Linked DNA regions of Homo sapiens: regions 1, 2 and 3 are each linked to region 4. The links are chromatin loops, found by intact Hi-C in ENCODE. Cell type or tissue: heart left ventricle. All regions are shown on one strand. Links, peaks and the distances in the headings refer to the core of each region. The heading gives the core; the rest is flanking DNA.

What was found. Hi-C counts contacts between places; a loop is a spot of excess contacts. Peaks named below come from ENCODE experiments on the same cell type or tissue, not always from the same donor. Only the 100,000 strongest peaks of a DNase experiment are listed, where the experiment ranks them.
Region 1: it touches region 4 in a loop (5-fold over the local background); 87 of 110 quality-filtered maps call a loop at or near these places.
Region 2: it touches region 4 in a loop (14-fold over the local background); 54 of 110 quality-filtered maps call a loop at or near these places.
Region 3: a loop joins it to region 4, with 3 times the contacts of the local background. A loop is called at or near these places in 92 of 110 quality-filtered maps.

The regions. Positions count from the first base shown.
Region 1 is chr19:3,324,706-3,330,199 of GRCh38, forward strand. No RefSeq gene overlaps it. Among named protein-coding and RNA genes, the nearest start is that of NFIC, 39 kb to the right of the region's middle. In heart left ventricle, for the core only: a CTCF peak has its summit at 2,440 (motif pointing right); a DNase peak (open chromatin) is centred at 2,416.
Region 2 is chr19:3,358,207-3,363,700 of GRCh38, forward strand. It overlaps a transcript of NFIC not described here. Among named protein-coding and RNA genes, the nearest start is that of NFIC, 5.6 kb to the right of the region's middle. RefSeq lists silencers at 1,047-1,176, 1,337-1,426, 2,137-2,186, 2,937-3,066 and an enhancer at 2,377-2,486. In heart left ventricle, for the core only: a CTCF peak has its summit at 2,919 (motif pointing right); DNase peaks (open chromatin) are centred at 1,075, 1,435, 2,545, 3,005 and 2 weaker places; H3K4me3 peaks cover 3,227 bases; H3K27ac peaks cover 3,474 bases.
Region 3 is chr19:3,336,638-3,342,131 of GRCh38, forward strand. No RefSeq gene overlaps it. Among named protein-coding and RNA genes, the nearest start is that of NFIC, 27 kb to the right of the region's middle. In heart left ventricle, for the core only: a CTCF peak has its summit at 3,234 (motif pointing right); DNase peaks (open chromatin) are centred at 2,034 and 3,964; H3K27ac peaks cover 853 bases.
Region 4 is chr19:3,426,800-3,432,293 of GRCh38, forward strand. The region is part of intron 3 of NFIC (nuclear factor I C); the gene reads left to right. Among named protein-coding and RNA genes, the nearest start is that of SMIM24, 51 kb to the right of the region's middle. In heart left ventricle, for the core only: CTCF peaks have their summits at 2,017 (motif pointing left), 2,898 (motif pointing left) and 3,103; DNase peaks (open chromatin) are centred at 1,892 and 2,992; H3K4me3 peaks cover 1,053 bases; H3K27ac peaks cover 3,613 bases.

The DNA.
Region 1 (5,494 bases), core at 760-4,759, 100 kb before region 4:
CTCTCCCTGCCCTCCCTTCTTCCCTCTCTTCCCACTAACTCTCTCTGCTGCAGCCACACGGGCCTCCTTGCTGTTCCTCCAACATGCCAGGCGTGGTCCTGCCCCAGGGCCTTTGCACAGGCTGTGCCTTCTGCTCAAGATGCCCTTCCACCTCCCCTTAGACAAACTGGCTGTGCCTCCTCCATCTGGCCTCAACTCAAATGGCATCCAGAACACCCCTCCCCCAACTAAAGGAGGTCCTCCTGCTGTAGTGTCTGACCCAGCCCCATTCTTGTGAATGTAACAGACACACACACACACACACACACACACACACACACACACACACACACACACACTGCAGTCATGCTGTATGTGACTTGGCAGGCGTCTCTGTTCCTCACTCAACTGCAGGGAGGGAGATACTTCTGTCCTAGCCTTCTCAGGGCCTCTAGCACCCCACATCAGAGAGCATGGCTCATAATTGGCACTGAAGGACCAGGCGCAGTAGCTCACACCTGTAGTCCCAGCAGTTTGGGAGGCCGAGGCAGGTGGATCACCTGAGGTCAGGAGTTTGAGAGCAGCCTGACCAACATGGTGAAACCCCATCTCTACTAAAAATACAAAAATTAGCTTAAAAATACAAAAATTAGCTGGGTGTGGTGGCAGGCAAGTGTAATCCCATCTACTTGGGGGGCTGAAGCAGGAGAATCACTTGAACCTGGGAGGTGAAAGTTGTAGTGAGCCGAGATCGTGCTGCTGCACTCTAGCCTGGGTGACAAGAGTGAGACTCCCATCTAAAAAAAAAAAATCTCTATCAGTATGGATTTGTACAGATTAATGTTATACTTTGGTTTCTAATCCAATTATGTGTACACACACACACATTATATATATATCCTCAACAACAGCAAACATTATAGAAATATTTGCAATGTACTTGCAAAAGAATTTTACTGGGCAACAAATATGTAAAGAGTTCCTACAAATCAATAAGAAAAGATCAACTGAAAAAATATGCAAAGGATATGAACACATCACCACAGAAAATACCTAAAAGTAATAAAAATGGACTTTAAATCTGTGAGAAAATGGCTGGGCACAGTGCCTCACACCTGTAATCCCAGGACTTTGGGTGGCCGAGTTGGGAGGATTCCTTGAGCTCAGGAGTTTGAGACCAGCCTGGGAAACATGGTGAAACCCTGTCTCCACAAAAAATACAGAGATTAGCCAGGTATAGTGGCTCATGACTGTAGTCCCAGCTGCTCAGGAGGCTGACGCAGGAGAATCACTTAAACCCGGGAGGCGGAGGTTACAGTAAGTCGAGATCACGCTATTACACTCCAGTGTTGGGCAACAGAGAGAGACCCTGTCTCAAAAATAAATAATAAAAAATAGATAAATAAATTAATTAAAATATATGAGAAAATGTTCACCCTGATTCATAGGAAGGTAGATTCAAGTTAAAACTACAATAAGGCTAGGTGTAGTGGCTCACACCGATAATCCCAACACTTTGGAAGACTGACACAGGAAGACTGCTTGAGGCGAGGAGCTCAAGACCAGCCGGGGCAACATAGGGAGATCGTGGCTCTATAAATATGGGGTGCGGTTGCTCATGCCTGTAATCTCAGCATTTTGGGAGGCCGAGGTGGGTGGATCACCTGAGGTCAGGAGTTCGAGACCAGCCTGGTCAACATGGTGAAACCCTGTCTCTACTAAAGATACAAAAATTAGCTGGGCATAGTGGTGGGCACCTGTAATCCCAACTACTCGGGAGGCTGAGGCAGGAGAATCACTTGAACCTGGGAGGCAGAAGTTGCAGTGAGCCACGATTATGCCATTGAACTCCAGCCTGGGCAACAAGAGTGACACTCTGTCTCAAAATAAAATAAATAAATAAATATATATATGTATATGTATATGTGTGTGTGTGTGTGTGTGTGTGTGTGTGTGTGTGTGTATATTAAGACTGAGTGCTGTGGCTCACACCTGTAATCCCAGCACTTTGGGAGGCCAAGGTGGGCGGATCACCTGAGGCCAGGAATTTGAGACCGGCCTGGCCAACATGGCGAAATCCCATCTCCACTAAAAACACAAAAATTATCTGGGTGTGGTGGCAGGCGACTGTAATCCCAGCTACTCGGGAGGCTGAGGCAGGAGAATCGCTAGAACCTGGGAGGTGGAGGTTGCAGTGAGCCGGGATGGCACCACTGCACTCCACCCAGCCTGGGCAGAGCCAGGCTCCATCAAAAAAAAAGAAAAAAGAATATTCAGTGCCACCTAGTTTGTGGCGGGAAAAGACTGGAAATAAACAGAATAAGCATTGAGAGGCACTTTTCTTTTTTTTTGTAAGCGATGCATCCGTGCAATAAATCGCTGCAGCATTATTAGCCATTCTGATGGGCAGCCCTCTGAAATTTAAGTGATGAACGGCCGCGATGCTTGTGGTTGTCACTAGAGGGAAGCACATGACCATGAAAGCTTCTTCTATGACCGTCTCAAATTATTGAAGGGTTTATCCTGTGATTTTCATTCTTCGGTTCCTTTCTTTTCCCTTTTATTTACCCCATGCATTTCTATCCGTTTTCTTCTTTTTCTTTTTCTCTTTCTTTCTTTTCCTTCCTTCTTTCTTTTTTCTTTCTCTCTCTCTCTTTCTTTCTTTCTTTTTAAATTTTTTTATTTTTTGAGACGGAGTCTCACTCTGTCTCCCAGGCTGGAGTGCAATGGTGCAATCTTGGCTCATTGCAACCCCCACCTCCTGGGTTCAAACGATTCTCCTGCCTCAGCCTCTGGAGTAGGTGGGATTACAGGTGCCTGCCACCACGCCCGGCTAATTTTTTTTGTTTGTTTTTGTTTTTTTTTTTAGACGGAGTCTCCCTCTGTCGCCCAGGCTGGAGTGCAGTGGCACGATCTCGGCTCACTGCAAGCTCCGCCTCCTGGGTTCACGCCATTCTCCTGCCTCAGCCTCCCGAGTAGCTGGGACCACAGGCGCCCGCCACCACGCCCAGCTAATTTTTTGTATATTTAGTAGAGACGGGGTTTCACCGTGTTAGCCAGGATGGTCTCGATCTCCTGACCTCGTGATCCGCATGCCTCGGCCTCCCAAAGTGCTGGGATTACAGGTGTGAGCCACCGCGCCCGGCCTAGATACAGGATTTTGCCATGTTGTCCAGGCTGGTCTCAAACTCCTGACCTCAAGTGATCCCCCAGCCTCAGCCTCCCAAAGTGCTGGCATTACAGGTATGAGCTACCGTGCCCATATTAACTGTTTTTTGTTTTTTGTTTTTTGTTTTTAAGATGGAGTCTGGCTCTGTCACCCAGGCTGGAGTATGGTGGTGCAATCTCGGCTCACTGAAACTTCCGTCTCCCAGGTTCAAGCAATTCTTGTGCCTCAGCCTCCCAAGTAGCTGGGACTACATGCGCACACCACCATGCCTGGCTAATTTTTATATTTTTTAGTACAGATGGGGTTTCACCATGTTTCCCAGGCTGTTCTCGAACTCCTGACCTCAAGTGATCCACCCGCCTTGGCTTCCCAAAGTGCTGGGATTACAGGTGTGAGCCACCACACCCGGCCCTGTATTAACTTTTGATAGATATTCAACCTACAAATAGGAAAGTATATCTAGTATAAAGGTACAGCTCAAAAATTGTCCCAAACCAAACACATTTATGATTTGTGTAATCAGGTCCCTGAACTCATCAAGAAAAATAATATTTCTGCTTCCCCCACCACCCACAAAGTCACCCTGATCCTCCCCCTTGGTCTCTAACTTTCCCATGGTTAAGCACTGGCCCGATTTCTGTCTTCATAAATTAGTACAGGGCACAGTGGCTGACATCTGTAACCCCAGCACTTTCGGAGGCTGAAGCAGAAGGATCACTTGAGGCCAGGAGTTAAAGATCCGCCTGGGCAACACAGTGAGACCCAAAACGTGAACATATGTTTATCTCAAACATAAATAACAAAGTAAATTAATCAATCAGTACTGCCCACTGTGAACTACATTACACTAAATCCCATAATGACAGGCTTTTTGTCCTCAACGTAAAGCTTGTAAGATTCATCTGTGTTGTTAAATGTTTTTGTAGGTTGAATATCAGCAAATTTTTTCTTGTAAAAGGCCGTATCGTAAATATTTTAGGCTTTGTGGACCAGGCAGTCCCCATTGCAGCTACTCACCTCTGTCCCTGTAGTCAATAGGCAGCCACAGACAATATGTAAGTGAGTGGGTGTGGGTGTGTATACCAATAAAACTTTATTTATAAAAATAAGTGATGGGCTGTGTGTTAGTCAGGGTTCTCAAACAGAACCAATGGGGAGTGTTTGTGTGTGTGAGAGACAGAGAGACAGAGAGAGAGTGATTTTAAGGAATTGTGGAGTGCAGTGGCTCACGCCTATAATCCCAGCACTTTGGGAGGCTGGGGCAGGAGGATCTCTTGAGCCCAAGAGTTTGAGACCACCCTGGGCAGCATGGTATCCTCATCTCTAAAAACAAACAAACAAACAAATTAATAAATAAATAAAATACATTTGCCAGGTGTGGTGGTACACACCTGTAGTCCCAGCTAGTTGGGAAGCTGAGGCAGAGTTGAACCCAGGAACTCAAGGCTGCAGTGAGCTGTGATCACACCACTGCACTCAAGCCTGGGTGACAGCACAAGATCCCGTCTAAAAAAAAAAAAAGAAAGAAAAGAAAAGAAAAAGAAAAAAAATTGATTTGCTTGATATGGGGGCTAGCCAGTCTAAAATTTATAGAACAGGGCAGCAGGCTAGACATTCAGGTAAGAGTCAATGTTGCAGGCCGGGCGCGGTGGCCCACGCCTGTAATCCCAGCACTTTGGGAGGCCAAGGCGGGCAGATCACGAGGTCAGGAGTTCAAGACCAGCCTGGTCAACATGGCGAAACCCTGTCTCTACTAAAAATACAAAAATTAACCGGGCAGCCAAGGCACAAGAATTGTTTGAAACCCAGGAGGCAGAGGTTGCAGTGAGCCGAGATTGCACCACTGAACTCCACCTTGGGCAACAGAATGAGTCCCCGTCTCCAAAAAAAAAAGAAAACCAAAAACAAAAACAAAAAAAAAAACAGAAATAGAGTCAGTGTTGCAGTGTTGGGTCCAAAAACTGTAGGGCAGTCCCCACAGTCTGGAAACGAGGACTTTTTTTTTTTCTTTTTTTTTTTTTATGGAGTCTCGCTGTGTTACCCAGCCTGGAGTGCAGTGGCGCGATCTCTGCTCACTGCAAGCTCCACCTCCCGGGTTCAAGCGATTCTCCAGCTTAGCCTCCCGAGTAGCTGGGACTACAGGCACACGCCGCCACGCCCGGCTAATTTTTTTGTATTTCAGGAAAGACGGGGTTTCACTGTGTTGCCCAGGCTGGTCTCGAACTCCTGAGCTCAGGCAATCATCTGCCTCGGCTTCCCAAAGTGCTGGGATTACAGGCATGAGCCACCGTGCCTGAAGAAATGAGGATTTTTATGTCCCAGTCTTGAGGCAGAATTCCTTCTTCT
Region 2 (5,494 bases), core at 750-4,749, 68 kb before region 4:
CCAGAGTGCCAGACTCAACTTCCAGAACCCCCAGACTCAGCCATCGCTCCGAAGGGGCGCTCCGGGAACTGATTCTCCTCCCGGGGTGCCACCTGCTCTCACCCTCACCCTGGCGTCCTCCCTGGGGGAGCAGGGAACCACTCCTCCAAAGGGGTCCCTGAAATCCTGGATCCTCAGTGTGTGTGGAGGGGGGTGGAACTGGGGAAAGACAGAAGGACCATAGCAGAACCCCTTTCACCCGTCAGGTCGGAGCAACACTCCCCCCACACCCCCTGCAACCTCCCCCAGCTGCGCCAGACGCAGAGCCGGTGGGGGCGAGGGGGCGGCGCCTACTCTGCGGCTGTCAGAGGAGGGGGACTGCGGGAGAGCGCTTGGGGGGGCGCTGCGGCAGCCGGTCCCAACCCGCAGCGGCTCGCGCGGCAGGGGCGGGGGCGCTGACCCACCTCGGCCCGGCCCCTCCTCCGCTGCGGAGGCCTCGCCATTAATCCTGACCGGGGGAGGGGGCGCCCGCTGCCCCCCACTTCCTACGGGGGCCGCTGCGAGCGCTCCCCTGCCGCCCCCTGCCTGGAGCCCCTGCGGGACCCCCAGGGGACCCCCGCCCCAGGTCTGTCGCCCTCGGTGTCGGAGTCTCTGTCTGTGTCCCCGTCTGTCCCGTCTCCCTGCTGTGCGTGTGTGTAGCCGCGTGTCCCCCGGACACCTGCAGTCACCGGCCAGGGCTGCTCGGGGAGGGGTCCCGGGGGTCGGCGCGTGAGTCCCTCTGAGGTCTGGGTGTCTTTCTGGGACTGTGCGTCTGTGAGATCTCGGGGTGCCAGCCCCACAGGCTGCGAGTGTGCGTCTGTGTTGACCTCCTGCAGAAGGTGTGTGTCCCAGATGCCCCACCGGCTTCGAGCATGGGTCCCCGTGTGCCCGGCGGACACCCACGGGCCGTGTGTCCGTCACACGCTGTAGGCGCCGCGCGTGGGGATCTCTGCGCGTGTCCGTGTGCGGTGTGTGTGTGTCCGTGGCTGAGTCGAGGAGGCCCGGCCCGCCGGTGTCCCCGAGTCGCCTGCGCGTGAGTGTGTGTGTGCGCGTGTGTGTGCGCGCGCGCCGCGGCGAAGGTGGATCCGCTCGCTCCGCAGCGAGCCCAGCCGGGGCCCCGCGACCTGCAGCCGCCGCCGCCACCGCCTCCGCCGCTCCCCGGGCCTCCCCTTGCGCGGGCCGGGCCGGGGATGGAGCCGCAGCCGGAGCCGCCGCAGCCGGGGCCGCGGCGCGGAGCAGCCTGAGGCGCGGGCGGTGCGCGGGACCGGGGGGAGGGCGGGCCGAGGGGAGGGTCCTGCGGGCCGGGGGGGCGGGCGCGGCGCGCCCCCTCCCTGGCGCGCTCGCTCCCTCCCCCGCGCGCCCTCCCTCGCCGCCTCCTCCCGCCGCCTGCGGCCCCCCCCTCGCCGGGGACCGAGCGCGCTCGCTCCGGCGCCGGCCTCGCCTCCTCGCAGCAGCGCCATGGTACGTCGCCGCACCCACTTTCGTTTTCGCCCGGGGACTTTTTGGGGTGGTGCGTGGGCTCCGGGCGAAAGTTGCAAGATCTGGGGGGACAGGGGGCGGGGGCCGCCCGGAGGAGGGGCTCGAGGCGGGGACCCCCACTCGCCAGTCGCCACGGGACCCCTACCCACGATCCCCCCCCGCACCCCGGCTGGGGGCGGAGCTGGCGCGCGGGGCGCCGCGGGAGACCCCAAGTGGGGGGCCCCTCGCGGGCGCCGCGAGTTGGCGAGGAGGGCGGGGCTCCCCGGAGAAGGCCCCCGCAACCCCAGGCCGGGCCCCCGCCCCCTCCCCGGGCCAGACCCCAGGCGGGAGGGCGCGGCCCTGGGCGCACGACCCCCGAGCGCGCAGTCCGTGGGGGAGCCCGGGCCAGGGAGGGGGCGCACGGCGGGACGGCGCGTGGGGCGGGGGTCGCGGCGGCCCCCGCGGGGTGCCCCGGCCCGGGCGAGCGCGGCGCGCCAGCTAGCGGAAAATGGCCGCTGCGGAGAGGGGCGGAGAGCGCGCCGCGGCCGCCGCCGGGCGCCTTGAACTTGGAGCCGGGCGGGCGGCCGCGCTCGGCGCCGCGCAGGAGCAGCCGCCCCGCCTGCCCTCGCACCGCCCCCGCCCCGCCCCTCGGCAGACCCCCGGCCCCGCTGCCGCGCGCGCGGGGTCCCCAGCTGGGAGGGACCCCCGGGTCTCGGCCCGGCGCGCCCCAGGCCCTGGAGCGGCGGTGGCTGCACTTGGGGTTCCGGTGTCCGGTCGACTGGCGTCGGTGTCGTGCGCACCTCGAGGGGTGCGTGGGAGCCCCTGCGCTCCGTAACGGGCCGGCATTGGCATCTGGGGGAGCGTCTGGGGTGTGCGCGGCGGGGTGGTAGTGTACCTGCCTTGGGGCCGCGGGTCCCGGCGCGTCGGCTCCGCCGCTTTCTGTGTCCGCGTGTGTCTGCACATCCACGTGCTGGCGCGTGTTGTGTTGTGAGCGCCGCCCGCATTGTGCGGCTGCGGGACACTTGTGTCTTTGGATAACTGGGCGACTGTGCGCGCGTCCCTGCGGGACGGTGTTGTGAAACTATGGCTGGGCTGCGTGTCCGCGGAGCCGCGTGTCCCTGGGTGACCGTGGGGTGTCCCCGTGTGGGTGTGTGGCGGTTGGGGGGGGTCGCCAGGGAGTGGAGAACTGTCGAGTGGCCGCGTTCCAGGGGACAGTTGGGTGCCGCTTGCTGTGTGCGAGTGACTGGCGCTGAGCCTCCCCCTAGGGAAGGGTCTGCCTTCCACTCCCGGCCTCGCCTCCCCCAGTTCCTTTTTTCCTGTAACTGGGGACTGCCTGGGCGGCGGAGGAAGAGCGCTCCCTCCACCTTTTCAAAACTCTGTCCCTTTATCTTTCCCCTACGTCCCCTCCACTTCCCCCAGCCTTCGGGGTCCCCCATCCGCTTGGCCCGAGGGGGTCCTGGCTGGAGGTTCGGGCGCGAGGTGGCGCCGGGACGCGATCACTCGGCACGCAGACGTCGCTCGCCAGGGGTTGCGCTTGCGCGGGGACCTGCCCCGAGAGGGGCGGGGCGGCAGGGGTTCCCCCTCCCTGAGAGGCCGTGGAAGTCCCGAGGGGTGGGTGGTTACAGCAGCACAGGGGTTAGGACGGGCCCGGGAGGTGGCTAAGGAGACCCCTATTATCCTATGCTGGGGAGAGCGTAGGGGCACCGGGACTGGTCCCGCAGTCCCGCCTCCAGCACTTGCCCCCAATGGACCAGAGGCCGTGGGCACAGAGAGCTGTTTTGTCACCTCCAGGGAAATCCCCGCCGCTCTCCACCCCCACCCCACCCCCAGTGCGTTTGATATAATTTTCTAAATATAAAAAGCCCAAGGCCAGGCTGGTCTCTCTCGCTTTCTTCTTGACATCCCATCATGGGGGGCTGTTTGGGATGTCAAGAAGGAGAGAAAACCCTCCCACAATGACACAGAGGCCTCCCCCAACAACACTCAAGGTCATTCTCGGGTTGTCACCATCCCTCACACCCACTCCCAGCCTCAGACTCACAGCTATCTCCCTCCGCACTCCCGGAGGGACGGTTGGATGCCCTGGCCTTCAGCACACGGCATGGCCCTCTGTCCCCATTTTGGGTTCTGTGCACAGTGGGACACACGTGCATGCAGTCATAGTTACACACACACACACACGACACTCCCTCACGGTGCCTGTGTCTGCATGACTCTGCACACACAACCACACAGAGACTCACATAGACACACACAGGCCTGTCTAGAGACAGACGTCACACACACAGGCGTGCACAGACACACATGGGCAGACACACTCACGGACACAAACACCGCACTTGCGGGGGGATAGACAACCACATCTCACCCTCCTGCCCTTCCCTGTCCCCACCGCGTTTCTGCAGGGCCGAGAGCCCAGCTCCAGGCAGAGCTGGTGCAGGAGGAGCAGGGAGGTGGCGTGCTGTGTGTCATTGTGATGGTGCGTATGTGACTCTGTGTGTGCCTGTATGGGAATACCGGGGGGTTCCACTTGTGGGTGTGTGTGTGCTTGTAAGAGTGTGTGCTTTTGTGTGGAGTGTGTCTGTGATTGTGGACAAGTGCCCATGTGTTTGTGGTTGTGTCTGCACTTGTGTGGGGGCAGCTATATCCATGCGTTGTGCTTGTCAAGAAGCGTCCTGTGGGGAGTTGGGAGGGTGTGTTTGTGGCTGTGTGTGTGCCATGTGGGTCTGTGTGTGTGTGTGTGTGTCTCTGCTCGCCCCTCTTTGAGGAGGTATCTGAGGTCAGGTGTGGGGGGAAGGCTGTGATGATATATGGGTCTGTTTTTATGTGAGTCTGTGCGTGTATTTGTGTCTTTGTGTATGTAGCTGTGTGTCGTGTGGAGTCTGTGTCTGCAGCTGCTTGAGTCTGCACGATGTGTGTCTGTGTGTCTCTGTAGGTCGTAGTGTGTGGTGTGTGTGTCTATCTGTACCAGCCTCAACGGCCTATCTGACCTTTAACTCACTTGACTTTAACATCCCTTCTTACAGCCTCAGTTTCTCATCTGTAAAATGGGACCACATGGGACCCTTGCAAGGTTCCTGGGGAGCTGACATTGTGAGCCCCTTGCTGAGCAGGTGCGGGGCTAGGGGAGGCTGACTGCACACTGCACTGCTGTGTAATCATTTGCCTGCAAGATTATGTCCTTTATTCTCTGGGTGTGGTGGCTGTGGGGTTACCATGGGGGGCTGGGGGTTCCTGTCTACCCTGCCTGAGCTGCTCTGTGAATTGCATTCAACTTTTTAAGTTTTCCTTTAATTACTGAAGCCATTAGTGATCATATGAAGAGGATACAACTGTATCCAGAGGAAAAAAAATCCAATCTTTCTGATCACCCCCATTCCTGGGTGGAACCCCGCTCCAGAATGTTACCATCTATAGTTGGAGCATTTGCAGGACTGAGAAATACACACTTATAGAGGATACATGTGCATATGTGTATATTTCCATAAAGGATGTACTTGTGGAAATACTCGTGTATTTCCATAAAGGAGACATATGTATATGTATGTGTATGTGTGTGTATATATATATATATATATATATATATATTTTTTTTTTTTTTTTTTTTGAGATGGAGTTTCGCTCTGTTGCCCAGGCTGGAGTGCAATGGCATGATCCTGGCTCACTGCAACCTCCACCTCCCGAGTTCAAGCGAACCTCCAGCCTCAGCCTCCCGAGTAGCTGACATTACAGGCACCCTCGCCCATGCCCGGCTAATTTTTGTAATTTTAGTAGAGACGGGGTTTCGCCATGTTGGCCAGGCTGATTTTAAACTCCTGACCTCAAGTGATCTGCCTGCCTCGGCCTCCCAAAGTGTTGGGATTACAGGCGTGAGCCACTACAACCGGCCAAAGGAGATATGTGTGTGTGTGGGTGTGTGTGCATGTGTGTGTATGTAAAGGATACTATGTATATTTGTATAAATACATGTGTACTCTTTAAAACCCTAAATGAGATCTTGAATTTCCTTGCTGGGTCT
Region 3 (5,494 bases), core at 829-4,828, 90 kb before region 4:
CAAGATTGTGAGCTGGTTGTGCAGGGCAGGCCTGGGAGTGGATCTGCCAGATGGCACGATTCCCGGACCTGCCCCCACCTCCCAGGGGGAGCTGGCATCCTCCCAGCTGGACCTGGCCCCCCCTTGGAGCTTCCCCAACCTGGGGATACAGAAGGGCCCCCACGGGGAGGGAGGCAGCCAGGGCAGGCAGTGGCACAGAGCAAGGAGGGAGCAGGGCGTCTGCCACCCGCCCCCACGGCTGCCTGGGAAACGCCACGGCCTAATCCTGGCTCAAGAGGACACGTTGTACCAGAGATTATATAAACCGACCTCTCCCTTTGTTTGTTTAATTCTTTCAGGCTTTTTCCCTCATCCTTCTCTCTTTAATCGCTCTGCCAACAGGGCTGGGGGTGGGGTGCTCCGGGCTAGGCCTCTTCCAGGAGGGAGGGGGCTGCATACCCAGCACCCCCCACTCTGGTCATACCCCTACCTGGTTTCCCAGCCACCCAGGCCCGCTCCTCCCCCAGTCACACACACCAAGTCCTGCCGGTGGCAGGGGTGTGGGGCTGGACAGGCTTGGCCAGTGGAGTGAGTCTGAGAGGCCAAGGCCAAGGGCACTGAGTCAGGCTCGGACTCTGCTGGGCCCCTAGGATGTGGCCTCTCCACTTGGCACTCAGCTTCCTCTTCCAAAAAAATGGGATCCCTGTGGTCCCAACCCCCAGGTTGTTGAGAACACGCCCATGCAAGGAGTGAGCATGGCCCATGGTGGATGCCGGGTGAGAGCCGCTGCCTGCTCCCAGCCCACACTACAGACACCCAGGGAACAGTTTCGCCCTCAGACTGGCCCTGGAGCACCGTGACTGTGGTGGCCAATTGGGCCTCCGAGATGTCCACGATGCCTGGTGGGTGCTCTGATGTGGAACACTGGGCACCATCACCCAGAGAGGGCAACCAGGGGTGTCTGGCTTTGTGCTCACCCACCGCTGACCCCGAGCCTGGCCCTGGCCCTCACCAAGACCCAGTATTTCCATCTGTGTCCTGGGGAGGCCAACACGAACCTCCCCACCATCAGGGCAGTCCACCCACAGAGGGGCCTGGGTTCCCATCCTGACCCCCTCCTTTACCACCTCTGCCACCCTGTGCTGCTTGGTTGCTCTGTGCCTCAGTTTCTCCATCTGTAAAGTGGGGATCATCATAGCAGTCAGACCCCCCAAGAGGATTAATCGTGTTAATCCTTATAATGCATTTATTCTTAATTTATATTACTTTTTTTTTGTAGAGATGGGCTTTTCCCATATTGCCCAAGCTGGTCTGGAACTCCTGGGCTCACGTGATCCACCTGCCTCGGCCTCCCAAAGTGCTGTGATTACAGGCATGAGCCACCACATCTAGCTATGCATTTTAGAACGGGCCCTCACGTATATTAACATGAAAGTATCTGCTAACTAAAAGAAAATAACAGCAACAGAAATAAGTAAAGAAATGGCCAGTTGCAGTGGCTCACGCCTGTAATCCCAGCACTTTGGGAGGCCGAGGCAGGTGGATCACCTAAGGTCAGGAGTTCGAGACCAGCCTGACCACTATGGTGAAACCCCGTCTCTACTAAAAATACAAAAATTAGCTGGGTGTGGTGGCGTGCACCTGTAGTCCCAGCTACTCGGGAGGCTGAGACAGGAGAATTGCTTGAACCCGGGAGGCAGAGGTTGCAGTGAGCTGACATCGCACCACTGCACTCCAGCCTGGGCGACAAAGTGAGACTCAGTCTCAAAAAAAAAAAAAAAATTAAAATTAAAAAAAAAAGTAAAGAAAGAATCCAGGCCCATTGCACACATGGGAAACTGAAGTTGATGTTCCCAAAGCAAGTCAGAGGCAGGGCTGGGAGCTGAGAAATCAGCTGGGAACCTCTCACCCTACACCTCCCTGGAGCCCAGTGGAGGGAGGCTGGGGGCAGGGGACAGAGAACTGAGGTCATGGTGCCAGGTCCCAAGGGGCCCAGGCTCACGTTCCTGCCTGATGGCTGCAAGCTCCCAAACATCCCACTCTGAGCCTCTCCTTCCCTTCTCTGTACGACAAGCCCCAGGGTGGCACAGGGTGGGCGGGGTGTTGGGGTGCCCGGCCACTCCCAGCCCTTTACATAACCTGCGGCACAGCAGGAAATCAAAGTGCCAACAACTGCCTCCTCAGTAACCGACTTCCTGTCGTTACCCACCCACCTTGGGCACCAGCTGCCTGCTCCCTACCTCCAGTGGCAGAGGGGTCCCATCCCTGACCCCAGGGTTTCCTCCCCAAGGAAGGGCCCCCGTACCCTAGGCTGCTCCATCATGCGACCCTGAGCCAGTGTCCAGCCAGCTCTGGCCTCAGTTCCTCCATCCAGATGTGTCCCTGGGCTGCCAGGACCGTCACCCTGCTCCTTTCGGCCACTGGCTGGGAGACTGCATACTGGCTGCCCCAGACCTGAGGCTGGAGGTCAGAGGGCAAAGGGCAAAGGCCAAGGAATTCCCTTTTTTTTTTTTTTTCTGTGACAGAGTCTCGCTCTGTTGTCCAGGCTGGAGTGCAGTGGCACTATCTTGGCTCACTGCAACCTCAGCTCCCAGGTTCAAGCAATTCTCCTGCCTCAGCCTCCCTAGTAGCTGGGATTACAGGCATGTGCCACCATCCCTGGCTAATTTTTTTTTTTTTTTTTTTGTATTTTTAGTAGAGACGGGGTTTCACCATGTTGGCCAGGCTGGTCTTGAACTCCCGACCTCAACTGATTTACCTACCTTGGCCTCCCAAAGTCTTAGGATTACAGGTGTGAGCCACCACACCTGGCTGGAATTCCTTTTTTTAATTTATTTATTTTATTAATTTATTTATTTATTTATTTTGAGACAGAGTATCACTCTGTTGCCCAGGCTGGAGTGCAGTGGCGTGATCTCGGCTCATTGCAACCTCTGTCCCCCAGGTTCAAGCGATTCTCCTGCCCCAGCCTCCCGAGTAACTGAGATTGCAAGTGCACGCCACCATGCCCGGCTAACTTTTGTATTTTTAGTAGAGACGGGGTTTCACCATGTTGGCCAGGCTGGTCTCGAACTCCTGGCCTCAGGTGATCCACCCACCTTGGCCTCCCAAAGTGCTGGGATTACAGGCATGAGCCACCGCACCGGCCCAGAATTTCCTTTTTAGAGCGAGAGAAGCAGGAGTTGCCTCTCCCATTGAGGGAGGGAGACTCTGGTTCTTCAGGGCTTTTCAAAGCTGTGGGTAGGCGGTAGAGGGCGCCCCCCACCCAGTGGTGCAAAGAGGAGACCCCAGCCCTGCTCTGGAAGGGAGTGAGGGATTGGGGGGAAGGTCTCTGGGGCAAACAGCACTTAGTGACAGCCACAGTCATATGACTGTCCGCATTTTACAGATAGGGAAACTGAGGCATGAAGCAAGGCCGCCATCTGCCCAAGGTCCCGTGGTCTGTAAGTGGTAGAGCCAAGATTTGAACCTCTGAAGACAGGGGTGTTGGTGGAGGTGTCAGGGAATGGGACCTCCGTGGGCTCTGTGGGGCTGGAAATCACAATATCTCTGCATAGACATGGGTGACGTTCCCTTCCGTGCCGTGACCCCTGCCAGGCATGTTAGCGGGTTCCTCTTAGACAGATGGAGAAACTGAGGCCCAGAAAACAGAAGCAGCTTGGGCAAGTTCATTCATGGGATATGGTGAGAGAGGCTCGGCCAGGGAAATACCCTCAGCTGGGAGGACTCCAGGACCTGCAGGCAGCATCGCCACCCTTCATATCGCCCACCTTGTGAGGTCCTAGTACCCCAGGCCTCAGTTTCTCCATCTGTGAAGGGATAGATGCCAGCAGTCTGTGACTGCGACCTCGGAGGCTGGCTCCCTGGGGCTCCGCCTGGCTGGGCATGAGGGCCTGGAGTGTGTGGGCAGGCTCTGGAGAGCCAGGTGATGCCTGTGCCTACACCCACGGTGCCAGCCCTATGGGACAGAGGGGCTGGGGTTGACTCTTCTGCCACGCTCTGTGCTCTCCTTTCCCTACTGCGCAGGGCCAAGCTTGGTTCCACGTCTTCATCCAAAGCTGCACAGCACGTGAGCGGGAAAAGCAGGGCCAGCTCAGCCAGCTCCAAAGCCCAGCTCTTTCCACGGTGTCCGGAAGGTTTCAGAGAACTCAGGACACTAGCTCCCTGGCCTGGAGCCCCAGGGCCCATGGGCAAAAGACTGCATTTTCCTGAGCCTCAGTTTCCCCGTCTACCCCACAAGGGCCATCATCCACCTGCTCATTGCTCTGTGTCTTTTTTTTTTTTGAGAGGGAGTCTCACTCTGTCGCCCAGGCTGGAGTGAAATGGCGTGATCTTGGCTCACTGCAAGCTCCGCCTCCCGGGTTCATGCCATTCTCCTGCCTCAGCCTCCCAGGTAGCTGGGATTATAGGCGCCCGCCACCACGCCCGGATAATTTTTGTATTTTTAGTACAGACAGGGTTTTGCCATGTTGGCCAGGCTGGTCTCAAACTCTTCACCTCAGGTGATCTGCCCGCCTCGGCCTCCCAAAGTGCTTCACTTTTTTTTTTTTTTTTAAGATGGAGTCTCGCTCTGTCGCCCAAGCTGGAGTGCGGTGGCGCGATCTCGGCTCACTGCAAGCTCCACCTCCTGGGTTCAAGCAATTCTCTGCCTCAGCCTCCCGAGTAGCTGGGACTACAGGCGCCCGCCACCACGCCCAGCTAATTTTTTGTATTTTTAGTAGAGACGGGGTTTCACCGTCTTAGCCAGGATGGTCTCGATCTCCTGACCTCGTGATCCACCCACCTCGGCCTCCCAAAGTGCTGGGATTATAGGCGTGAGCCACCGCGCCCGGCCCCAAAGTGCTTCACTTTGAAGAACAAGTAATGTGTCCAGTGAGGGAGAAACACTGGGTAGATGTCCTGCTCCATGGATCGCCAAACACAGGAAGTGCTACCAGCTGTCTATCCCTCATCCCTGTTGCTGCTGGGCTTCTCCTCCCCAACCGTGTGGAAGATTGGGAGGGAGGGTTCTAGGGCTGAGCCCAAACAGACCCTGAACCACATCCTGAGCAAGCCTCACCTCTTGGGAGGGCTGCAGGAGGGGTTGGGGCCTTGACTCAGCAGAAACACAAGCAGCGGCCTCCACGCTTGGGATCTGAGTCCCACCATGTTGCCCTGCACGGCCTGGGTGCGACCGTGAGGGGACCTAGGAGCCTAAGTGTTGCATGTGGCCATGGATCCCTGGGACAGACCCCTTCCTCTCTCAGCCTCAGTTTTCCCATCTGTAAAATGGGACAGGCCAGGCGCGGTGGCTCACGTCTGTCATCTCAGCACTTTTGGAGGCCGAGGCGGGTGGATCACCTGAGGTCAGGAGTTCGAGACCAGCCTGGCCAAAGTGGCGAAATCCCGTCTCTACTAAAAATACAAAAATGAGCCAGGCGTGGTGGTGCATGCCTGTAATCCCAGCTACTCGGGAGGCTGAGGCAGGAGAATCGGTTGAACCTGGGAGGCAGAGATTGCAGTGAGCCGAGATTGC
Region 4 (5,494 bases), core at 560-4,559:
TAAACAGCCAACTAACTGCTCGCTTGTTCTCTCCAGATCTCCCCTGGTCTCAGCTCAAATGCCCCCTTCTCAGAGAGGTCTACCCTAAACCCCTTCAGCATAAGCAGCCTCTGGCTACCCTCAATCTTTTTTTTTTTTTTTTTTTGAGACAGAGTCAGGCTCTGTCGCCCAGGCTAGAGTGCAATGGCGCAATCTCGGCTCACTGCCATCCCCGCCTCCTAGGTTCACGCCATTCTCCTGCCTCAGCCTCCCGAGTAGCTGGGACTACAGGCGCCCACCACCACACCCGGGTAATTTTTTGTACTTTTAGTAGAGATGGGGTTTCACCGTGGTAGCCAGGATGGTCTCGATCTCCTGACCCTGTGATGCACCCGCCTCGGCCTCCCAAAGTGCTGGGATTACAGGCATGAGCCACCGCGCCCAGCCTGGCTACCCTCAGTCTCAGCCCTCTGTTTTCTTTCCTTCAGAGGAAGTTAGTGATTGCCTATGGATTTGCTTAGTTGTTTAGTGACTGCACGGGTGTCTGCTCATCTCCCCAGTGGAATGTCACCTCCTCCAGGGCAGAGGCTTTGTCTGTCTACATCTCTGTTGTGCCCTCAGGGCTTAGAATGGGGCCTGATGCAGAGTGGGTGCTCAATAAATACTTGTAGAAAGAAAAGAAGGAGAGAGGGAGGGATGAAGCAGAGAGAAGAAGACAAGAGAGGATATATGGGGAGAGGAAGGAGGAGAGATGAAAAAGAAGGAAGGGGCCAAGTGCGGTGGCTCACGCCTGTAATCCCAGCACTTTGGGAGGCCAAGGCAGGTGGATCACCTGAGGTCAGGAGTTCGAGACCAGCCTGACCAACATGGTGAAACCGTCTCTACTAAAAATACAAAAATTAGTCGGGCATGTTGGCACACACCTATAATCCCAGCTAGTCGGGAGGCTGAGGCAGGAGAATCGCTTGAACCCAGGAGGCAGAGGTTGTGGTGAGCCGAGATTGTGCACCCTGGGCGACACAGCGAGACTCTGTCAAAAAAAAAAAAAAAAAAGAAGAAGAAGAAAGAAGGAAAGAAAGAAAGAAAAGAAAGAGAGAGAGAAAAAGAAGGGCCGGGTGCGGGGGCTTACGCCTGTAATCCCAGCACTTTGGGGGACTGAGGTGGGTGGATCACCTGAGGTCAGGAGTTTGAGACTAGCCTGATCAACATGGAGAAACCCTGTCTCTACTGAATATACAAAAATTAGCCAGGCGTGGAGGCACATGCCTGTAATCCCAGCTACCCGAGAGGCTGAGGCAGGAGAATTGCTTGAACCCGGGAGACAGAGGTTGCAGTGAGCTGAGATCGCGCCATTGCACTCTAGCCTGGGCAACAAGAGTAAAAACTCCGTCTCAAAAAAAAAAAAAAGAAAAGAAAAGAAAAAGAAGGAAGGGGCCAGGGCGCAGTGGCTTACACCTGTAATCCCAGTACTTTGGGAGGCCGAGTCAGGTGGATGACCTGAGGTCAGGAGTTCAAGACCAGCCTGGCCAACATGGCGAAACCCCATCTGTACTAGGAGGACACGGGAGGCTGACGCAGGAGAATTGCTTGAACCCAGGAGGAGGCGGAGGTTGCAGTGAGCCGAGATCACGCCACTGCACTCCAGCCTGGGGGATAGAGTGAGACTGTCTCAAAAAAAAAAAAGGAAAGGAAAAGAAGGAAGGAAGAGAAAGCGAGTGGGTGAGGCGTCCTTCTTGGAAGGACCGGAACAGGCATGCACAGGGAGGCTGGAAGGTTCTCGGAGGTTCACAGGCCTGAGGCCACTCCTCACTGGCCCCCGGTGACTCCTCCGTCTGTGACCCGGGTCCTCCGCGGCCTCCTGTGATCCCCAGACGCCTCTCTCCAAGCCAGATGTTGGAGGGAGGTGGGGGCAGCGGCGCTTGGCCTGGTCCCCTGGGGAGCTTGGGCGTCTGGTAGAGGAAATCACGTCCTCCCAGCTCGCCAGGGAGTCCCCCAGAGATGGAGCTGAGCAGGCGCTGCACAAACAGGAAACCCCGGTCGGGGGAGGCGGAGGGGGCGTGCTGACACCAGCTGGCCAGCTGGGTCAGCAGGAAACGGCTCTGGCCACTTCTCCTGGACACTCGGGGGCCACCGCTCTGTCCTCTTCAGAATGCGTGGCCCTGAACCTCCCAGCGCGGGGCAGGGTTGGTTCATTGCCTTCACTCAGCAAATGACTGTAACAGGGGGCCGGGTGCGGTGGCTCACGCCTGCAATCCCAGCACTTTGGGAGGCTGAAGCGGGAGGATCGCTTGAGCCCAGGAGTTCAAGACCAGCCTGGGTAATATAGCAAGACCCTATCTCTACCCAAAAAAAAAATATACACACACACACACACACACACACACACACACACACACTAGCCCCAGGAGTTCAAGACCAGCCTGGGTAATATAGCAAGACCCTATCTCTACCCCAAAAAAAAAAAAAAAAATATATACACACACACACACACACACACACACACACACACACACACACTAGCCAAACACGGAGGTGCATGCCTGTAATCCCAGCTACTTGGGAGGCTGAGGTGGGAGGATCGCCTGAGCCCAGGAGTTTGAGACCAGCCTGGGTAACATAGCAAGACCCTATCTCTACAAAAAGTAATAATAATAATACAAAAATTAGCCAAGGGTGGTGATGCGTGCCTGTAGTCCCAGCTACTTGGGAGGCTGAGGCAGGAGCATCACTTCAGCCCAGGAGTTCGAGGCTGCAGTGAGCTATGATTGCACCGCTGCACTCGAGCCTGGGCAACAGAGCAAAATTCTGTCTCTAAAAAAGAAAGATTGTAACAGGGGGACTGGCGGGGGTTTGGGTCTGCAGAACTGGACACAGCCCTGAGCTCCCTGCAGTCCGTGCTGCCCCCTGGGGGCCGGGAGAGGAACTGCTCCCACCGCCACCCAAAAGCCAAGAGCCTGTCCCACCTCCAAACCTACCAGGCTCCCTGGCTCTTTCCACTCCAACCCTGCTGGCCTGCAACTTGCCAAGTGCATTTCTACCCGGAGGCCTTTGCACGGGCTGTTCCCAGTGCCGGGAACATCGTGGCCCTCAGGGAGGTGATGAAACATCATCCCCATCGGAGAAGCCAACAGTCACGGGGCGGTTGCCAGGCGCTGTTCTCGGAGCTTTGCAGATTTTAACAAGTTCCTTCCTCTTATCCAGTCTCATCTTGAGGTCTGTAAAATGCCACCATCTCGGTCAGGCTTTCTCTGAGCCCTGGGTGTAAAATAGCCTCCCTCCCCACCCTAGCTAGTTCCCCACCAGCCGCCTGCCTTACCACAGGCTGATGCACCTCGCATTTGACTTAATGAGCTTTTAATTTGTAGTAAAATGTGCATGATGTACAATGCATCATTTTAGCCATTTTTAAGTGTCCAAGTCAAAGTGCACTAAGTACATTCACCTCTATCTAATTCCAGAACCTTTCTTTTTTTTTTTTTTTACCCCCAGGCTGGAGTGCAGTGGCGCAATCTCGGCTCACTGCAACCTCCACCTTCCTGGTTCAAGCAATTCTCATGGCTCAGCCTCCCAAGTAGCTGGGATCATAGGCACATGCCACCACACCCGGCTAATTTTTTGTATTTTCAGTAGAGATGGAGTTTCACCATGTTGGCCAGGCTGGTCTCGAACTCTTGACCTTAAGTGATTCTCTTGCCTCAGCCTTCCAAAGTGCTGGGATTACAGATGTGAGCCGCCGAGCCTGGCCTAATTCCAGAACATTTCATCCCCCCTAAAAGAAACCCCATCCCCATCAGCCACCACTCCCTGTCTCCTCTCCCAGCCCTGGTGCCCACGCATCCCCTTCTTGTCTCTGTGGCTTGGCCTGTCCTGGACATTTCAGTGAAATGGCTCATGCCTGTAATCCCAGCACTTTGGGAGGCCAAGGTGGGTGGATCATGTGGTCAGGAGTTCGAGACCAGCCGGACCAAGATGGTGAAACCCCGTCTCTATTAAAAATCCAAAATTTAGACAGGCACTGTGGCAGGTACTTGTAATCCCAGCTACTTGGGAGGCTGAGACAGGAGAATCGCTTGAACCTGGGAGGCATAGGTTGCAGTGAGCCAAGATTGCGCCACTGCACTCCAGCCTGGGCGACAGAGTGAGACTCCGTCTCAAAAAAAAAAAAAAAGAAAAGAAAAAGAAAGAAAGAAATGGCATCACACACTGTGTGGCCTTTTGTCTCTGGTGTCCCTCACTGAATGATGTCCTCAAGGTGCATCCATGTTGTAGCCTGTGTCAGAGCCTCGTTCTTTTATTTTTATTTATTTACTGGTTTTGAGATGAAGTCTCACTCTGATGCCCAGGCTGGAGTGCAATGTCGCGATCTCGGCCTGTAGCTGGGACTACAGGTGCCCGCCACCATGCCCGGCTAATTTTTGTATTTTTAGTAGAGATGGGGTTTCACCATGTTGGCCAGGCTGGTCTTGAACCCCTGAGCTCAGGTGATCCACCTGCCTCAGCCTCCCAAAGTGCTGGGATTACAGGTGTGAGCTACCACTACTGCGCCCAGCCCAAGGCCTCATTCTTTTTCTTTTCCTTCTTCTTTTTTTTTTTTTTTTTTTTTTTTTTGAGACAGGGTCTTGCTCTGTCCCCGAGGCTGGAGTGCAGTGGTGCAATCATAGCTCACTGCAGCCTCAACCTCCAGGGCTCGAGCTATCCTCCCGCCTCGGCCTCCCAAGTAGCTGGGACTACAGGTGTGCACCACCACGCCCAGCTAATTTTTGTACTTTTTGTAGGGATGGGGTTTCGCCATGTTGCCCAGTCCCGTCTCAAACTCTGGGGCTCAAGTGATCCACCTGCCTCAGCTTCCCAAAGTGCTGGGACTATAGGCACAAGCCACCATACCCAGCTAATTTTCGTATTTTTTGTAGACACAGGGTTTCGCCATGTTGCCCGGGCTGATCTCAAACTCCTGAGCTCACGAGATCCACCCACCTCAGCTTCCCAAAGTGCCGGGATTACAGGCATGAGCCACCACGCCCGGCATCCTTTTCACGGCTGAGTCCTATTCCAGTGTGTGGCTAGACCACGCTGTGTTTATCTCTTCATCTTTTGAAGGGACATTTGGGTGGCTTTCCAGTTTGAGCTGTGGTGAACAGTGCTGCTAGGAACATTCGTGGACTTTTGCTGACCTATTAATCTTGGCTGCTGTCTGTCGCTCACACTGGACTTTGAGTCTCACAGGGGCAACTGCTTCAGCCTGTATCATCTCCTGCTGTGCCGGGGCCCAGCTCAGAATCAGACACTGTGGATGCTTAGTAAACGCCTGTTGAGTCCATGAATCCCTCCTACAAGGGCGTCCGAGGGCAGGACAGGGCTGTCCCCAAGCTGTCTGAGGTTGGCCAAGGCTCCCGACCTCTCGGGGACAACTTCGATTTCCAAATCTGTGAAATGGGTCCAAACCACTCCAGTCGAGAGGACAGTCTCCCTTCCTTTAATATTAGGTAGGAGCAATGCTGGGGACACTGAGGGTTTT